Linked DNA regions of Homo sapiens: all the other regions are linked to region 1. Evidence: chromatin contacts called from ENCODE Hi-C or POLR2A ChIA-PET data. All regions are on one chromosome and are shown on one strand. Each heading gives the region's core, a stretch centred on a gene start or an enhancer-like site at or near the end of the contact. The rest is flanking DNA. Distances are from core to core; before and after follow the strand shown. Region 1 holds the start of ZYX (zyxin). Region 2 holds the start of STRA8 (stimulated by retinoic acid 8). Region 3 holds the start of CREB3L2 (cAMP responsive element binding protein 3 like 2).

Region 1 (2,559 bases), core at 26-2,525:
ATCAATACTGCTCACCTTCTCCCTGGGCTAGAGGGTCAGAGGTCAGAGCACCTATTCCATGCCTCTATCCCCCCACCCCCAAGGCAGAGGTGCAGGGGAGGTAAGAAGAAAGGGCCCTCTTCTCCTCTCCTTGGGGGTGTCCAGTGCAGCCGCCCCTCCCAGGCCTCCGTACCTGTGGTGGGGGCGGTATGGGGGCCTCAGGCCCTCCCTCCTCCTCCGGAGGAGGCGGCGGGGAAGGGAAGATCTCCTCCTCCAGAGGCGCAGGGGGAAATGATTCCTCGATCGGGGGAGGGGGCGGCGGGAAGGCACCTCCCAGAGCACCCTCTGCATCGTCGCCATCCCCAGCAAGGGGAGGTGGAGGCAGGGGAAAGTCTGGGGTAGGAAGGAGAAAGACGTCGGCCGGGGTCCCTCTACCCCTCACCCAAGCTCCCCTCAGTTAACCGCTCTAACCCCTAACCCAAGAACTCTCTCAGGGGTCCCAGAGCGTGTGGGGAAGCAAAGGAGGGGCGCAGGGCGCCCTGGGAGTACCAGGTCAGGAAAGGCCGGGCGCACTGCCGAGGAGTGGTGCAGCTCCCGTTACACTTCGGAAAACGGACCCGGAGGGGAAGATTCGTGCCCCACATTCCCGACTCCCACTCCCAGGCGGGGGACTTGGAACGGTCCCAGGAGCCCTGGCTCCCAGCCACGAGCTCCACGATGAGGTAAGAACATCTGCTCGGGACAGGGTGGCTGCGCCCAGCCCCCTCGGCAACAACCTTTCCAGACATCCCCAAATTCCCGAAACGACTGCCCCCCACCCCGGCTCCTGCCGGGGTACATTCCCCAAGCCCCGCCGCATACCTTCCGGGGGCGGCGGGGGAATCTCGCCCACCCGGCCCATCTGTGCGCGCTGGGCCCCGGGTGCCGGGGGAGGCTCGCTGTCCCCGGGCCGGAAGGGATTCACTTTGGGCTTTGGGGCCACCACAGGGCCGAACTTCTTCTGCGGGGCGTAAAAAGCCGGAGCCGAGACCGAAACGGAGATCGCGGGAGACGGGCGGGGGGCCGCCATGGCCGGGCCGGGCTGCTGGGGTGGGTCGCCGGGTTACGCAGCGCGGAGCCGGGCTCAGGAGCCCCAGGCGGTCCCAGCTCCCCTTGGTGACCCCCACTCGCCCCCTCCCGGCGCCCCGCGCCCCCTCCCCGTGGGGCCGCCCTGCCGCTCCCCGCGCCTCACCGCAGGCCGGAGCGTGCGCGCCGCGTCTCGGGTGGCCGCCTCGGCGCCGGGTCCGCAGACTCTGCGTCCCGGTCCGGAGCAGCCTCCAGCCGGGCGGGGAGGGACACACGGAAGGAGGAGGGAGGGAGAAGAGAGGGGGCGGGGAGAGAGCGGCGCCCAGACCATACAAGGAGCGGCCCGGAGAGGGGGCGGGGAGAGCGGGGAAGGGCGGACCAGGCAGGAAACTCCCCCAGGAAGGGGCCCTGATCCTGCCTCAGGCCGGAGGCTCCGCCGAGGTCCGCTCGCCCCCACCCCACTCACTGCCGCCCCCGCCGCCCCAGCCCGGCTCAGACCCCCACTCCCTGAGCACAGGCCTCTGATGTCATTTCCTGACCTGCCTCCCCCTCCCCGCCCGACCCGCGGGTGCCCGAGATCTGACTCACCGTCCCCCTCCGGGCTTAGCCGGCGGAGGTGGGGCGGGTGCCGCCGAGGTAGCCACGCAGCCCCTGTGCGCCTCCGGCCCGGCCCAGCGACCTCCTCTCGGGCCTGCCGTTACCCGGTCCCCTCCTGCCACCACCCGCTACCCGGCCACCCCGAGTCCGCCTGGGGTGGCCGAACGTATGGAGCTGGGCTCCAGGGTGCACGGGGATGGGGGGTGAGGAGCGGGGCGTTCTCCCTCCCAGCACCCCCCAGCTGACTCTGTGCCCGGAGGGGGTGTGTGAGCCGGAACCTCCAGCATTCTTGGGGATACGAACTTCCAACGCTGGGCAGCCTCTTAAGGCTTCTAGGAATTCGCATCCCCAGCGCCCCAGCCAGCAGATCGGTTGCGAGAGGGACCGTTCGGGTCCGCGGGGCCGGGAATGGAGGTGGGAGGGCGGGGCCGAGGCGGCGGCCGCCTGCGGACTGGAGACCCGGGAGGACGGACGCGGACGCGGGCTGCTCGTCTTTTACGGCCCTTCAACGCCCACCACGACCCACTCCTCTTGGAGACCCCGGGCGACGGTGGGGCTCTTGGGCATTCTGAGACTGCGCTTGGTGGAGACCCCGGGCGACGGTGGAGCTCTTGGGCATTCTGAGACTGCGCTTGGTGGAGCCCCCTACTGGCCAGACTGGATTTCTCAGCCTGCGACTCAGCCCCAGGCTACACGAAAGAAGCCAGACCTGGGTAATTCTTCTAGTTCTTTTTTTTTTTTTTTTTAATTGCACTGGGAAACTTCCCCAATCTCGGCCCCAGTTCTTTCTCCAAACTAAGGAGTCATGGCCTTTCGCCCGCTAGTCCAGTATGCACCCGTAGGCGCTTCATTTTCTCTCCTCTTGTCAGCTTTTACTGCCTCCTGAGGCCTTCGTCTTGTTCACACTGAGTGTCCAGT
Region 2 (2,559 bases), core at 27-2,526, 8.1 Mb after region 1:
GATCACTTGAGCTCAGGAGTTTGAGACCAGACTGGGCAACGTGGCCAAACCCCATTTCTACAAAAAATACAAAAATTATCTGGGCGTCATGTGCCTGTAGTCCCAGCCACCCAGGAGGCTGAGTTGGGAGGATCACTTGAGCCTAGGAAGCAGAGGTTGCAGTGAGCTGAGATCATGCTACTGCACTCCAGTCTGGGTGACAGAGTGAGATTCTGTCTAAAAGCAAACAAGTGAACAAAGAAAACCAAAACTTATTGCTGTGTTCGACCTTGTTCATGAGATCAGCTTGCCAAACATAACCTTTCAGTCTAACAAAGTTAGGAGGCAGCTTCGTTGATACCTTCTTCTAAAAGGGCATTTTGTGAGGATTAACACTGTCACATGACATATTTTTATTAATTGTCCTCTATAAAGCAGAGCATACTTTCATTACCACATATTTTCCTATTAAAACACTTTTTAATATCCACTCAGAGCTGACGTTTAAAAAACTCCCTAGACTAAACTTTAAAAAAAATGCCCTCACCTTCTCCAAATTTCAGAGAAATGTTCATTTTTAAGCATCAGTCCACAAAATATTTGAGTGTGATCCATTCTCATTAGCAAGCCCCAGACAGTATAATACACTGCATAATGTACTACAACCCACAGACAGCTTCCTTTGATTTTCTATCTATATCAAATTATGTAAAAATAATCCAGAATTGGCTGGGTGCCGTGGCTCCTGCCTGTAATCCCACACTTTGGGAAGCCGAGGTGGACGGATCACCTGAGGTCAGGAGTTCGAGACCAGCCCAGCCAACACGGTGAAACCCCTGTCTCTACTAGAAATACAAACAATTAGCCGGGCGTGGTGGCCCACACCTGTAGTTCCAGCTACTCGGGAAGCTGAGGCAGGAGAATCGCTTGAACCCGGGAGGCGGAGGTTGCAGTGAGCTGAGATCTCGCCATTGCACTCCAGCCTGGGTGACAAGAGCGAAACTCCGTCTCAAAATGATAATAATAATAATCATCATCATCATCATCATCATCATCCAGAATCACTCTCAAAAATGTAGGTAGCCACAGTGACGGATACAAAAGGCTCCTGTGAACCCCGCGCTAAAAGTTCACCTGTTAGGCTCCGCTGCACTGAATTCTTTCAAGTCTACACAAACACTCATATGCCCAAGGGCACCTTTCTGGAGAGGAGCGTTCAAAGGATACTTACTCGCCAACGGTGCACGCGACGTCCCCACTCCCGGGACAGCAGTCACCCGGCTTCGTGCGCCGGAGTGGGGATCGCGGTTCCTGTCTGGGTCAGAAAACAGACCTGGCACCTCGTTACAGGGGTGGGGACCAATCGCGGCCCTGTCCCTGGCCGCCACAGCCAATGGGGATGCGTGGTGACGGGCCAATGGGCGTGTGGGCAGTGGAAGAAACAGTGTTACAAGTTGTCCGAAGGCGACAGAAAAGGGAGGAGAGAGAAGAGGGAGGGGCGGGGCTGACTCACCTCGCAGGGTCGCGAGGGGTCAGGGAGGGGACCCTCGCGTCAGTAATCAGCTCGGGGGCTCCACACAGCCTTCATGTGTCCTCAGAGGACTAAGTAGATGCCCTCCAGCTGGTTCCACTCACCTGGCACTGGGCCCCAGTTTTCTCATCTCTCAAATGGGGCAATGCCACCAGCTTACAGGGTTGTCCTGAGGGTTACGGAAAACCCCTTAGATAAAGGAATCAAAATACCAGGCTCGCTGCCTCAAGCGAAAACATGAGAAAACGGCATGAAGGAAATAAACGCATAAAAGGGAGAAAGGGAAATAGCATTTTAAATAAGGCAGGAAGAAATAGAGGATGGGGGGAGAAAATGGGGTGGAGAGAAGGGACCTTTAATAGCTCAGATTAAAATATCAAGAATAAGAGAGAAAAGGGGTTCACTCTGGGTAGTAGGAAGTAGGTATTCTTTCAGTTTGGAAAAAAAATTCATTTTTCCTTCCCAAATATAGATGTACTCTCGTTTAGGCTTCTTTTTGCTTGTATGCTTATATCCTGCAATATTTCGTGATGCTCATGATCCCACTATATCTGGTTGACACTGGTGGGGGTACTAGCGAGGCCCTACACATTTGGTAGCAGATGCAGGACAAAGCCCCTTGAAGTGCCCGGCTCAGGGCCAGTGCACGGTGCAAGAAGCATGGCTCCGCCCAGGCGCCCCCTTGCTGCCATCTGATGGGTGAGCTCCTTCACTCCTGAGGCAGGGGTGAAACAGGGGTCACAGGCTTAGCAGGCGTAGCAGGGGATTCTGGATTAGAATCCACCTCGCAGGGACTGAGAGGACTATCAACGAGCCGCTACGGAAAGCACGCAGTAGGGTACCTGGGAGGCTTAGACACTCATGAAGTTTGACGTCAGTGAGATGATGTCCCACATATAAAGAAACCGTCACATAAAAACAGAAAAACCTTCCAGTAAGGGTCAATTCTCATTCTCCCCTTCTAGCATTTTTTTTTTCCTGAGACAGGTTCTCGTTCTGTCGCCCAGGTTGGAGTGCACTGCAGCCTCGAATTCCCGGGCTCAAGCGAT
Region 3 (2,559 bases), core at 32-2,531, 5.4 Mb after region 1:
CAAATGCAATAGTTTATATGATAAACTGCTGCTTTAAAGACAACATAGAGTTCAAAGACATTTGTCTCCACCCGCCAAAAAATACTTGCCAAGGAAACAACACAATAGCTAATACCTGAATGTGCCATTGTAAGAAACTTCTAGAGCTAACTGGCAAAGACCTGCTTTTATATTTAAGATAGGTAAACTATATTTTTGGAATTAAAAAGGAGGAAGAAGAATCACAGTGTTCGGGGGAATTCCTTTAGAACAGGCCATCTCTTCCCTATTCTAGGAGGCAGGCCTGGTGCTCTGGCCCTGGCTCACCTTTCTGGCCTTTCCCACCCCTCCCTGCCAAGCACCTCTGCTGCAGCCACACTGGCCTCCCCAGCAATCACGTGAATACCAGCTTCCCCCGAAATCTCATTTCCTTTAGGAAGAACTTCCCTGATCAGCACGTAAAATAGCATCGATCTTGACGCATCCTGTTTTCCTGCTTTTATTTTTCTTTATAGCAATTTCCACTTTCTGAATTTAAATGTTTATTTCTTTGTTTATTGCCTGACTCCTCTGAGATAAAAGCTCTATGAATTCAAGGACTGGGCTCACTTCTGTAGGACCTGGAAAAGCATGCCATTGACTCTTATCAAGCAGATGAAAGAAAAACATACAATAAGTGAAGTCCATAAAAAATAGAAGAACCCAACAGAAAATGGGCGAAAAAGGTGAAGAACAATGACAATTTCCTAGAGCTGCACTAATATAAATGTATGTGCATGAGGAATATTTGTATTTTTGTATAATATGTAATCCATTAAAAAAATTCCGAGAGATTCAAATGAACTAAAGTACTCGAAAATGTTTAAGCCCCCCGCGCAACAACTCTCGCGCCCCCTGTCGGCGCGCTGGTAAATTTCTGAGGATTCTCAGCAAGAGGACTGAACTCACCCTCCCTCTTTTACAAAATGTATTCTTGTCGCTATTTCATTGGCTGTACCTTTCAGACGCCCCTTTCACATTAGTCAAGCCTCCAGTCCATCACTTCCGGACCCAAGCCCTCTATTGGTCAGCTGTAGGCGACAGCAGACAGCGGGCCGCGCTCAAGCAGGAGGAGTTCCTCGGTGACGTCACAGACACTCCCCGGCTACATTCCAAGGCGTGGGCGGAGACTTCCCGCGGCCTCTGCCTTTGGGGGCGGGACAAAGCCGAGAATGAGACTTCTGATTGGGTCTGCTAGGCAAGGCGGATATCCAATTGGTCAAGCCTTGGAGGGAGGTGGGGCCGCAGCTGGGTCCTGGAGCAGAGCCGAGGAGCCCTGGGGTCCCTCAAAGTTTGTGTCTGGAGCCGTAGCGGCAAGTGGGCTTGCGGCTAAGGGATTTTCCTGGGATGAGAGCGGGTCTTCTGCCTTCATTTTGGATGCACATCCCGCTTTAGCCCCGGCAGCCTTTGGTCCGGCTCGTGTCCCTGGGGATTCTCGGATCTCCGAGGACACCGGACGGGAGCGCTTGGCCATCCTCTCTCCGGCAGAGGAGCAGACGTTTGCTTTCCAAGTGCAAAACTACAGACACGCGCGCGCACACACGCAAGCACACGCGGAGAGAGAGGAACCTTGCCGGTCCGAGGCAGCTCTGCGCGTCCCCTCCTGCGCTTAGCATCCTCGGCCCAGCGCGGCCCGCACCGCCATGGAGGTGCTGGAGAGCGGGGAGCAGGGCGTGCTGCAGTGGGACCGCAAGCTGAGCGAGCTGTCAGAGCCCGGGGACGGCGAGGCCCTCATGTACCACACGGTGAGGACCCGGCGGGCGGGGCAGGAGGGCTTTCAAAGCGGGCAAGTGTTGTCACGCGAGGAGCAGCTGGAGTCCTGGGACCCGGGAAGGCAGGGTTTGGGGCAGGGCATGGTCAGAATCAAGAGGTCCTGGGCGAGGTGTACTTTAATGTCTGAGCAGATGAAGGCGGGCAGCTGGCCCCTTTACATTTCTCATGAGAGTAATGCCACTTTGTATTCCTTTAACAATTCATGCTTTTTTCCCTGAGGCTTTTTCCATCTGTAATATCATTTGCTGTTGTTAACAGTACTGTAATGCGGGAGAGGGAGTGTGTGTTTTGAGAATAACATGCCTCCGCCTAGTTTGCTATTGATTTTTTTTTGAGGTTTTCAAAAACTGGACAAGATTAAGTAGCATTTCCTTTTCATCTGTCTCGTATTCTCTCTCCCTCTCTCCCTCCCTTCCTCTTCTTTCATATTTATATTTTAAAAAGTACACGTGTGTGTGTGTGTGTGTGTGTGTGTGTGTGTGTGTGTGTGTGTTGAAAGGGCTCCTCTACGTTAGGGAGAAAGGCGGCTTTATTTGCTTTCTTAAACTGTACGACCAAGAAGTCTCCTTCCTCCCTCTTCGGAGGAAAAACCAGCAGAGGAGTATGGAAAATCTGAGACAGTTGCATATTTAAGAAAGGCTCTGGGGAAGGTGGGACAGCTCACCAGTTGCTTGTTCAGTCTTATACTAATGCCTCAGAGATCTCTTGGGGGATTAAGCTGTCCCAGAGCACGCACATTTCTTTTAAAGTTTTTAATGTCAAGTTTTT

Evidence for each region. Hi-C counts contacts between places; a loop is a spot of excess contacts on that map. ChIA-PET counts read pairs that join two places held with the same protein, here RNA polymerase II (POLR2A). Pooled maps may share reads with other maps.
Region 2: a map of psoas muscle shows a loop between it and region 1 (30-fold over the local background). The contact joins the promoter of STRA8 here to the promoter of ZYX in region 1. A Hi-C loop is called at or near these places in 1 of 168 maps with a recorded cell type or tissue (psoas muscle). POLR2A ChIA-PET finds 5 or more read pairs at or near these places in 1 of 52 experiments (PC-9).
Region 3: a loop to region 1 is called in a map of B cell, with 27 times the contacts of the local background. The contact joins the promoter of CREB3L2 here to the promoter of ZYX in region 1. A Hi-C loop is called at or near these places in 1 of 168 maps with a recorded cell type or tissue (B cell) and 8 of 50 pooled maps. POLR2A ChIA-PET finds 5 or more read pairs at or near these places in 1 of 52 experiments (endothelial cell of umbilical vein).

The regions. Positions count from the first base shown.
Region 1 is chr7:143,380,061-143,382,619 of GRCh38, reverse strand. ZYX (zyxin) reads right to left here and starts at 1,275. Exons shown (of 10, transcript NM_003461.5): 1 at 1,211-1,275; 2 at 841-1,063; 3 at 173-372; 4 at 1-27. The coding sequence starts at 1,048. FAM131B-AS2 (FAM131B antisense RNA 2) reads left to right here and starts at 1,595. Exons shown (of 2, transcript NR_161353.1): 1 at 1,595-2,354; 2 at 2,511-2,559. It also overlaps a transcript of FAM131B not described here. RefSeq lists silencers at 756-805, 836-1,865 and enhancers at 2,366-2,455, 1,579-2,479.
Region 2 is chr7:135,232,555-135,235,113 of GRCh38, reverse strand. It overlaps STRA8 (stimulated by retinoic acid 8), which reads right to left and starts at 1,276. Exons shown (of 9, transcript NM_001394401.1): 1 at 1,211-1,276.
Region 3 is chr7:138,000,808-138,003,366 of GRCh38, reverse strand. CREB3L2 (cAMP responsive element binding protein 3 like 2) reads left to right here and starts at 1,281. Exons shown (of 12, transcript NM_194071.4): 1 at 1,281-1,763. The coding sequence starts at 1,662. It overlaps LOC124901752 (a long non-coding RNA gene), which reads right to left and starts at 1,060. Exons shown (of 3, transcript XR_007060551.1): 1 at 977-1,060. RefSeq lists enhancers at 982-1,031, 1,262-1,331, 1,422-1,511, 1,060-1,657, 1,602-1,741 and 1 more.